Regions from separate parts of the Mus musculus genome. Here region 1 is linked to region 2. The links are chromatin loops, found by intact Hi-C in ENCODE. Cell type or tissue: gastrocnemius. All regions are shown on one strand. Links, peaks and the distances in the headings refer to the core of each region. The heading gives the core; the rest is flanking DNA.

Region 1 (5,387 bases), core at 319-5,318, 78 kb before region 2:
AGTGTCAACATCTATATTGTAATTAAAGAAAATGTGTTTCTAGATTTTTGCCACTTTCATTGTGTTTCCCTTTAAAAGAACTTTCTGTGCACAGCATGGTGTTGGTACAGCCTGTGATGGGAGGAGTTTGCATTCATCTCAGGAACCTGTCGACAATGAGGGTCTTACATTGTAAGTGATCTGATGCACCAGGGTGTGCAGAACACATTGACAGTTGTGGTTATGGGGCTCAGTCTTCCTCAGATTCCTCTTTGGAGTATAAAGGTCTATTATGACATTTCATTTTCCAGGAATGGTGACATACATCCTAGCCAAAATCATGTAACTATGCCATATTACTCTAAGACCAATGGCAAAATCACATTTAAAATAACAAGCAAACAGTCTACATGCCTGACAACTGGGCAATTTAGAAATTTTCAAATTATTGAATCATTTTCTTAGAAATGTTATAAAACAATTACTCTGTAGATGCCCCTGGTGGAAAGTTCTAGAGTTCTTGTCATGTCCTGATGTTTACAGTTTTTGGTTAATATTTATTAGACCTGTATTATGTATCATTTCCCCTCATTCTTTCCATTTTCTGACAACTTGCTTTGTGTTAGGCATCATATCAAGTATAAATCAAAAATCATTTCCTTAAACTCTTATAACAAACAAGTGTCCACATTATTTTTATTATTCCCATTTTACAGAGGATGGAAACAAATGTAAGCAGATTAAATTGTCCAAAAGCACAGGGCATCTGTGAAACCAGGTTTCAGTTGTAAGTCATAAACACTGATATCCGGCCTGTAACCACATGTCTACCCTTGAAATGGCTTATGCAAAAGGAGACGTCAAAAGAAATATGAGCTTTTCTATTTTTATATACAGTGTGTGGGTCTGCCTCTGAGGTGTGTCAAGTCTTCATTAAGACAGTGTTGTGGATGGGGCATTGGATAAATTAAGATGCACAGGCACAGTATTCAAAATAGTCCCACAGCAGAAAGACCCATATGTATTAGTTTGTTTTCTTTTTCTGTAACAAAATGTTAAAGCAGGAAATGGTATAAAGTAAAGAGAGTCATTCAGCTCACAGGCTTTGGCAGATGGTGTCACATGACAAGAGTGCGTGAGAGGGTACACAGGGAAGTGGCTGAGCATGGCAAAAACCTTGCCATTAGCAACCCGACCTCATTTAAAGTACTACATTACTAAGCAAACTAACTCGCTCCCTGATATAGACCCTAATCTCTTGTAAGCCCTGTGTCTTAAAGAGTCCACTAATTGCTCAGTATAATAATGGGAACCAAGCTTCCAGAACACAAGTTATAGCACCAGATTCTAATCAACAGGACAGCGGATGCATAGTGGCTTATTGAGCTTAAAGAACTGAATGTGTGACTGAATCTCAAACATTACACTTAACACAGAGCCAGGTCATGACATCAACATGAGCATGTATTTCAACTCTACCTGGCTTTCTGGAATAGCGAATCTCCCTGAGCCCAGCCTTTTCTCTCAAAATAAGGATGAAGCCTACATCATGGGGTTGGGAGTGCCTTCTTCAGATCTTCATCCATATCTTCTTCCAGTTGGTACAGATTTTTTCAACTTTGAATTTTCTTGCCCTTTCTTCCACAGCTTCCCTTCCAACTTCAGGTCTGTAGAGTGCTGAAATCCTTTCTTCACAACTCCCTCAATATCAAGATAAGTTCAAATATGACTCTCAATTGATGGCCTACTGTTCACGGGGTGGGGGGGAGTGTCAAATGACAGAGTAAGCATCGTCCCTGGGTCCAGCCTTTTGCATACAGCAACACTGTAATTAAAGCACTTGCTTTTGTTTGGCTTGCAGTTTCTGTATCACCATACACTTTGGCGCATACCACAACATCACTCCACCACTCGGTGAACTCCTAACACCCAAGAGAAGCAAAAGTGAACAGTATAATACAGCTGCTGTGTGAGTGATAGGCTGAGTGAATTCAAAGACAAACTACCAACAACTTGGATGATATATTTGCAAAATACCTATCTGAGCACGGACTGTTGTTCAAAGGCCACAAAGATTTCCTAAAACCCAACTGTAAGAAAACAAACAACGTAAGTGAAAAAATGGCCCAGAAAATCTTAAGAGACACTGATAGCAGGGAAGTATGTAAGCAACATATCTCATTGGGAACTGCAAATTAAAGCAGTGGTGTACCTTATACACCTATTAGAATAACTAAAATCCAACACTTGATGACATCTATGCTGAGAACAGTGTGGAACAGAATCATGGCCCTTGGTAGTGGGAATGCAGAGTGACTTGGATTCTCTCGAAGGCTGGCCATTCCTTACAAAACTAGACACACCCTAATTCTATCATCCATTAATCCCACCTCCAGGCATTTATGCCAATGAATTGAAAACTTAGTTTCACATAGACATCTGTATGAGAATATTTTAGTAGCTTTATTTTTGAGGGTCAAAAGTCAGAAGTAGCCACAGTGTTCTTCAGTGAATGAGTAGATAATTGGCAATAGAATATTAGCCATTGATTAAAATCAATAAATGATCAAGTCACGGAAATGGCTTGAGAAGCCCTAAATGCACTCTGCCAAGTGGAAGAAGCTAGTTTGAAAATGCTACACAGTAGGCAAGACACATTCCAGGAAAAAAATTGTGCAATCAATAAACAAAGCCATAGTTCTCAAGAGAAACAGGATGAATGGACAGAGCACAAGGGGCGTTCCTGCCACTAAACCTGCCATGTCTGATACTGCTGTGGTAGAATGTATAATTAACCACTCTGTATGTGTCAAAACCCATAGAGTATACAAGTTCCGTGTTAACAAGGGCTTGTGGCACACTCATCTGTAAGAGTCTGAGGAAGGAGGTTTGAAAGTTTGGAGCCAGCACAAGCTGAACAGCAAGACAGTATTTTAGAAACAAAGCAATGAGGCTAGATAGATGGCTCAGCATTTCACAACATATACTGCTCTTCCAGAGGACCTTTGTTTTGTTCCTAGTACCCATGTCAGGCAGCACACAGCGGCCTCCAGCTCCAGCTCCAGGGATATGTGATGACTTTGTCCTCTACAGGTACCTGCATTTAAAAGCACATACCCACAGATAGATGTACACATGCATATAATTTTTAATTTTTTTTTAAAAAGCCAGGTGTGGTGGTGCACACCTTTAATCCCAACTCTTAGGAGGCAGAGGCTGGCGAATTTCTGAGTTCGAGGCTAGCGTGGTCTACAGAGTGAGTTCCAGGACAGCCAGGGCTACACAGAGAAACCCTGTCTCAAAAAAACAACAACAACAACAAAACAAACACAAAACTTTTAAAAACATTTATTTAGTGTGTGTGTGTGTGTGTGTGTGTGTGTGTGTGTGTGTGTATGAGCACACGCATGCCTGGGTATCTATATGTGTACCATGTGCATACAAAAGTCCTAGAGGTCAGAAGAGATCGTTTTATCCTCTGGAAATAGATTATAGGTAGATATATAAGTAGATATATGTAGGTTCGAGGAACCAAATTCAAATCTTGTGTAAGAGCAGTTAAGCAATAATTGCTCTTAACTGCTAAGCTCTTTCTCCAGCACCCCTCCCAAAGAAAATTCCAAGAAGAGTGCCTTAATGGGTGGACCTTTTGCATGAGACTGAGAAATATAGATGTTATCTGGCAATCATGAGACTGAAAGTCACACACTGGTGATGAAAGACCACAGAGACAAAGAAAGTACAACGAACAGCCACTGCAGAAGCCCTCATTTGGATACTCTGAATGTCTCATTTTAAGAAAAACACAAATGTTTTGACCATTAGACTTTATCATATAGAAGCAATTTCACTGTTAAATATAGTTTTTATACATAATCAGAATCAGATTAAAGTATCTACAAGATATTTTGGCCCTCTATATTTGTACATTATTCATTTACAATACATCTTTTAATATACATGTGTAAATGTAAACATAGAGGCAAATGTCCCACCAGAAGAATTTTTAGTAGAACAGCAGCTTAGCCTATTATGAAACTAATTTCCTTTAACAAACTCTTAGAAATATTTTTGGGTTGTTTTCTTGTTTGTGAAGCTGGTGCATGGGTTGGTTCCAACTCAATGTGACTCCAGATTTTGAAATAATGAGGCTCAAATGAGTCATCTTTTCCTTTGCTCAGAAAGAATAAATAACTCATGCTAAAGACCATTCAACATGCAATTAAAGTTAATAGACATCACTTAATTTCAGCCAGAAACCCTTTGAGCATCCAATCCAGTCCCAGCAAGCATTTAACAAGTCAAACTGGGCATCTGGTCTTTATGCAGTGGAAACAAAACAAACCCAAAATCCCTCTTAATGAAAAGCCATGACTTTATCCCAGATCCCAGTTCCACTATGAGCTTGGCACCTGTAGACTCTGCCAGAAGCTTTGCTATGGTTGTTTTTTCCTCATGAAGTTTAATAATAGGAAAGGTTGTCTCCGTAGTGAAGAAAAAAAAAAAAAAAAGACTTCCCTTAAAAAGCAGAGCCAGGTTGATTGGCTCTGTCTAAGAAGTAAATGCAAAAGGATGTGAAAGAAAGAGGCCAGTACTTTACATTTGCAAAGTTACCACAACATTGGAAGAACATGGCACTGGAGCAGCCTGGAGATCCTCCGGGATGAGTGTGAATGGCTGGGTATAGGTTAGTATAACTAAAGAGCTCCCTGATCGCTAGGCTCCTTTGTGTGGAAAGGCTTTCATGGCAGTGGTGTCACAGGAGTGGGTCTCCACAATCACTAACCCTGATTAGTGGGCTTGTACAAGGATCGACAGTAGAGAAGCACTAAGCCACTCAACACCACAAGAGATTCATTCACTCATTACTACCTCTGAAATAATAAAGCCTGAGGAAAACACATCTCATTCCTCTAGAAAAATTAATCAGGCTATAACTTGTAAACCTTTGTCTTCCTCATACATTGACAGGGAGCATTTTAAAATCAGTGTTATTATGCTGTAATTTGTATTCAATAAGATGTACCTATTTTCTGTTTAGGGTTTAATGAGTGCTGAAAATGCAAATGTCCATGCAGCCAACATCTGATCAAGATATGCCATCTCCATGGTTCTGAGAAGGTCCTTTAGTTCTTTGCAGTAAACCTCACTCCCCTCTCACGTAACTGCTTACCAACTTCTCTTATCAAAGATTAATTTTTGTTGTTCAAGAATTTAATGCAAGTTATTCCTAAGCATCTAGCTTTCCCTGTTCCTCTGAATCTTCCTTGATTGTTCATTAACTATGTGACACTTCCTAGTGAGGAGTGCTTCCCTCTATAGATAATCCTTGAGCATCTACAGTTTGCTGCTGATGGATGTCTGAATGGCTTTCAGGGACAGGCTCTACACATAAGCAACCTATGAAG
Region 2 (5,387 bases), core at 267-5,266:
CTCTGAGCATGAGTTCCTATCTGCTATATCAGAGGACATTCTTGGAGTCCCTCTCTATGACACACATATGTTCTATAAGTCAGATCTCCAGAGCCCAAGCCATGCCCATGCCCAGTGGCTTCTTGTCTAGTTTAGACACCCTAGACAGATGTGGGATAAGTGTCAGTACTGGCCTCCATAAAAAATAGTTAAGAAAGCAGGTTGTTGTTGTTGTTGAAACTTAGACAAGACTTACAACGTCTACCCAGTGCCTCTGGCTTGTCTGGTATTTTTGTCTCCCTGTGACAAAAATACATCATGCAGAAGCATGGACATAGCAAAACTGCTGAGCACTATTTCCAAGGTTGGTTCTGTCCCTGGATCACAAAACATCCAGGCTTCACCCATACAAAAGCTTTGAAGCAGTCAGAAAACAATTCTCTTACCACCTCCCACATAAAAGAGAACACTCTATACAGAAATAAATGTACAGTATTCCCTTATCTGCAAATATTTTGGCAGGCATTTACCAAGCTGCTGTCTTTGACTCCAGTGTGTGTTTATATATATTGCATTTAAAAATAAAAATAAAAATAAAGAAAATAGAAGTGTCTTGTCAAATGAGTTGAGTGTTATTTCCTTGTCACTAAATCATATCTGTGTTAGTACATGAAAGGCACCATGATTTGTAAATAAAAAAAAAACTGTTTTACTTTGAAGTGACATTTTCCAAACTTATCAATGTTTTCTGTCTGTGAAAGTCACATGAATTAGTATCCTGTAAGTTCTTATGTTGCAATAGATGGAATCTGGGTAACAGTTGGCTCCAGTGTTCTGCTACTGATCCCACCGGTAAAGTCCATGCTCTGTATCCAATATGATCTGCACTGCTTGCTTTATGTACCCAAAGTTCTATGAAAATGTTTGGCTTGTTCCCTTTCCCCGATCTTATTCCAGACAGGTGGCACATCCAGACAAAGGCCCAGAAAAGCCAGCATCCTGTCATTCTAGAACATCATTGACTCTACAAGAGAACAGCCCTTATGGTGTCGTATTTTTAAAGATACTTCTTATTTATTTTATAACAGAAAGACTTAGTCTCATGAGCATTAGTTGAGTCTTTAACAGCTTCCAGTTGTCATATTCATAAAGATTTAATGGCATGTGAGAGCTCACATTGGCCTCAAACTTCATGAATGTAACTGGGTAGCAATCTATAGGCTGCAACAGTTCCAGAAATTTCTTCCACACGTGAAATATGGTGAGGCCTTTCCAGAGTCACAAAACTGCATACGCCACTCACATTCCTCTGAATCTCCGTGGTGACTTTAGTGCAGTCCTTTTTCTTTATCAGTTAAACCTCCACTGATTGTCTTTCTGACATCACAAGTCTGTTTTCTGGTATGTGGATCATGCCCTGGCTATTTCCTGTTTCTTATCATCTCACACATACCCCAGAGCAGTGAGACTATCCAGTCAACCTGGACAGGGGTTTGTCTTACCTTGAAGGTAGCTTCCAAGATGACTGATACAGAGGTCAAAGAATCTCTGTCCAATAGTTGGGAACCTACAAACAAGTCACAGCAGTCTTTCCTTCGAGTCCTCATGGAGCTTGTTAGGTCCATGGTGTGGATCCAAGGGAGGAGGGCATGAATTGCTCAGTGGACAACTGCAGTGCCCTCTCTTGGATCCTGGACTCACTCTATGGGCACCTCTTGGCTTACTTTAGCACTGACCTAAAGGACAGTATGAATTCAGTACTTGAAGTCCAAACCCAGAAAATAATAGAATTGTCTTTGCTATCTGCATAAGTGAGTTCTTCATTGTCTGAGAAGATCAGAAACCATTAAAATGGAGAAGACTAACCCCATGCAACTTCTTTCTTCTGGAATGGATATGGTTGAGGGGAAAGACTTTATTGCTTTGGGGAGTAAAGACTACTCTCAGTGCACAATAGGAGACAGAACAGGCCCTGAAGCTGAGAGGTGTGGGTAACCAATACCAGAGCTTGGCTCTGCCACTCAGACAGTGCAATGGATATTTGCCGAATGATTGGGAGATTGTCCCATCCCAGGAGCAGACTCAAAGTGAAGGAAGAAGTCCTATGTGATGAAACCTCAGGAATGTCCTCAGTCGAGGACAAGAACTCAAGCATGCTTCTACATGCCACTCTTCCACTCCCGAGAAGGACCCTGCCATTGCCATCTTTGAATTATGTATGACTGTTTGCTTGCTTATTGGTTTGTTTGTTTGTTTGTTTTGTTGATTGGCTGGTTTGTTGGCTGGCTGACTGGTTGGTTGGTTGGTTTTTCAAGACAGGGTTTCTCTGTTTTTTCTTTGGCCATCCTTGAACTCACTCTGTAGACCAAGCTGGCCTTGAATTCAGAGATTGCCTTCCTCTGCCTCTAGAGTGCTGGAATTAAAGGCACATGCTACCACCACCATCTGCCTCTGAATGACTTTTTAATAAGAGCAAAGCATCACGAGCTTTTGTGTAGCCACTTATGCTTCAGTGTGCCTTAGCAGTCATGTGTCTCCAGGGCTAGCCTAATGAGGTCATTAGGTAACTATGGGTGAAATCTTATGTACTGTCAGGATAGGTGAGAGCTGGGGAGGGGCTAGGTTTCTCTGTGTGTCCTAAATGTCTGTATTTCATATTGAAAAGTAGAGGTATAAGTTGTATGAGTTGAATAATTCTTTAAAAGTTTCCTTTTGGGGGAATTGAACATATATTTGTAGAGTCTTGTCTTACTTCCCCATTCTTGTTGGATGACCCAGCAGAAGACAGTCTAACTCCTTCTCAGGACCCCGAGTGTGGTGGGGCTCCAGCAGAGTTCTGCAGCCAACTCAATCTTTTCCTTCTTTGTGCGTGAACAGCAGCTTGAAGGGTGCAAAGCTGGCTTTGACTTTCCAAAGGGATTGTCCTAACAATTCCAGGAACTTAAAGTCAGAAAAGGTTACAACGGGTGGAGTGAGATCATTGGCCTTGCTCCAGAAGTGTAGCTAAAGATAAGGCACCTTAGGGCGGTGGCTAAGCTCCCCAGCTTCCAATGCCCAAATAGTTCCCCTGGAGACTGCAGATCTTAGAGACAGCAGCATCAACAATAGAGGATCACTCCCTCCCCATAACAGGGGTAATCTGAATACTTTCCCTGCCAAAAAGCATTGCTCTTCAAAGAGAGGGTGAGGGCCATGTGATGCTTTCCCATCTCTGTACCTTTGTGGTTACAAGCCGGGTGTCTGTGTCTCTTTCCTGCATTGCAATTTCAGCAAACATCTATTTATTTATATTTTAATGTCTGTTTATCAGTTCGGTTTATTCAGGATGAGACGAGAAGGAGATTGGCTGAGCTCTACAGAACATCAATTCTGATTACTGGTTTGTTTTATGTGCCTGAATCACTGATAAGCTACATGATCACTTTCAATGTCCATAGCAAGCATAATCTGAGAGTTTTAGCATCTTCATTGGGCAAAGCATGACTGGGCCAGGTTTTTGCTGCCATGCTTATCCAGTGAGCACCGGGTATCATGTGGGCACTGAAAAAAGCTGGCCTATATAGACTCATGTTCTTTCTCCAGGGCTAAACTGAGGGTGCCTAGGGCTCTTTAGCTATGCAGGTTTCTAACATCTTACTGCCTTAGCTAGATGACAAGCGACACCTACCAGGGCAAAGATCTTACAGAATCCAGCAACAAAGAACAATATGACGAGGAAATTAAGTAAACAACTCCATTTACAAGAGCATAAGAAAGATAAAACACATAGGAATAAACTTAGCCAGTGAGGCAAAAGACTTGTGCACTGAAAATACACATCACTGATGGACAAGATAAAGGAAGTAATGAGTGAGTGGAGAGCCCTTCCAAGACCATGTATATAAGGCAAGATGTACCACTGTTATTATGGCCAAGGTGATCTGGCGATTTAATGTGATTCCTATGGAAATCACAACTGGAGTGGTTTTGCTTTTGTTTTAGAAGCATAAAATTCCATCCTAGAATTCAAGATATTTTCTTAATTTTAAAATTTTATTTGTATGCTTTCTATGTTTCTATATTTGTCATGTTCACTCATATTACTCTCTTTTCTTCCCTTTCCATTCTTTCCTACTTTTATGTTGTTTTATTTTTAATTCATTGACTTTAATTAGGGTTTCTTGCGTGAACGTGGTTGAGGAGTTATTTAATAAAGCATGGGCAACTTACCAGTGGTTATACTACTAAAGAAAAATGACTTCCAACCTCTAGCAACAATAACTGCCAGTAGTCCAAGGCCAGGGGTGGGGACATGTGAGCCCCTCCCTTACCTCTGTAGGAATGTGGACTGGCTTGATTTTATGCAGCTGTGAGTTTCTGAGTGTGAGGTCATGTCATGTCCAGAAGATAGCACGTTACAGCACTCCTTCCTTCCTTCCTACCCTCCAACTTTTACATACTTTCTACCCACACTTCTGCAATGCTCCTTAGCCTTGGAAACAACACTAAAAATGTTCCTTTAGGCTGTGTGCTTTATGATCACTTATTTTCAGCACCTTGGCCAATTATAAGTCTTGTATTCACTACTGCTCAGGGCTAAAAGAAGCTTTTCTGACTAAAAGTGGAACCAATCTATGAGTATAAATATTTAGAAGACAGTTTGAGGACATATCCATCAGTGAAACACAATGGTAGGTTTCCTATCCCTCTTAGAGTCCACAGCCTCCTCAATCACAAGCTTTTGACCAGGTTTTCAGTATTAGATCTGAATTCCTTCCTGTGAAGTCAGCCTCAAATCCAATTAGAAAGCCACAATAGCTATGACACTATTGTACTAGGGAGCACATCTTGCCTGGCAGGTGGGTACTTTACTAGGCAGGATCCACCCCTGCATTACAACACCACTGATGACTTCATCCAACCCCCAGTAGCACTTTCTGGCACTGAGAAGCTAGCTAACTTCAGGCTCAGTTCTAGCATTGTTTTAATCTGTCCTGCAACCAAAGTATATTGTGTTTTCAGCAATGGGTCTTATCTCTAGTTCTGGTGGGCAGTCAAAAGAAATGGTAAAAGCCAAGAGGAATGTAATAAATGTGTAAAGGGTCTAGGTTGTTGCATAATTAGTGCCTTTCATCAGCGTGAGCTTGGCCCCCTCTACGCAAGATTTTCTGTAAGTATGTCTATGCGTTTGTTGTTTCTTTATTCCCTCACCCCACTAGAGTTCCCAGACACAAGCCATTCTGGAAGCTGTAGACAGTCTCTTCAATAAATGATGCTATAGAAATTGGGTCTCTACAGAAAAGAGTAATGACAGCCCTTACCTTACACCATATACAAAATTACCTTAGAATGTACCAAAACCTCAAACACAAGACTTGATGTTTTAAAACTCTGAGAAGAAAAAAGATAAATTCTTATGACACTGAATT

Evidence for each region. Hi-C counts contacts between places; a loop is a spot of excess contacts. Peaks named below come from ENCODE experiments on the same cell type or tissue, not always from the same donor. Only the 100,000 strongest peaks of a DNase experiment are listed, where the experiment ranks them.
Region 1: a loop joins it to region 2, with 2.7 times the contacts of the local background. A loop is called at or near these places in 2 of 42 quality-filtered maps.

Annotation. Positions count from the first base shown.
Region 1 is chr2:148,425,081-148,430,467 of GRCm38, forward strand. No RefSeq gene overlaps it. Among named protein-coding and RNA genes, the nearest start is that of Cd93, 16 kb to the right of the region's middle. In gastrocnemius, for the core only: no CTCF peak of the experiment used is centred there; no DNase peak of the experiment used is centred there; H3K27ac peaks cover 4,549 bases.
Region 2 is chr2:148,502,862-148,508,248 of GRCm38, forward strand. No RefSeq gene overlaps it. Among named protein-coding and RNA genes, the nearest start is that of Gm46770, 57 kb to the right of the region's middle. In gastrocnemius, for the core only: no CTCF peak of the experiment used is centred there; a DNase peak (open chromatin) is centred at 2,956; H3K27ac peaks cover 4,118 bases.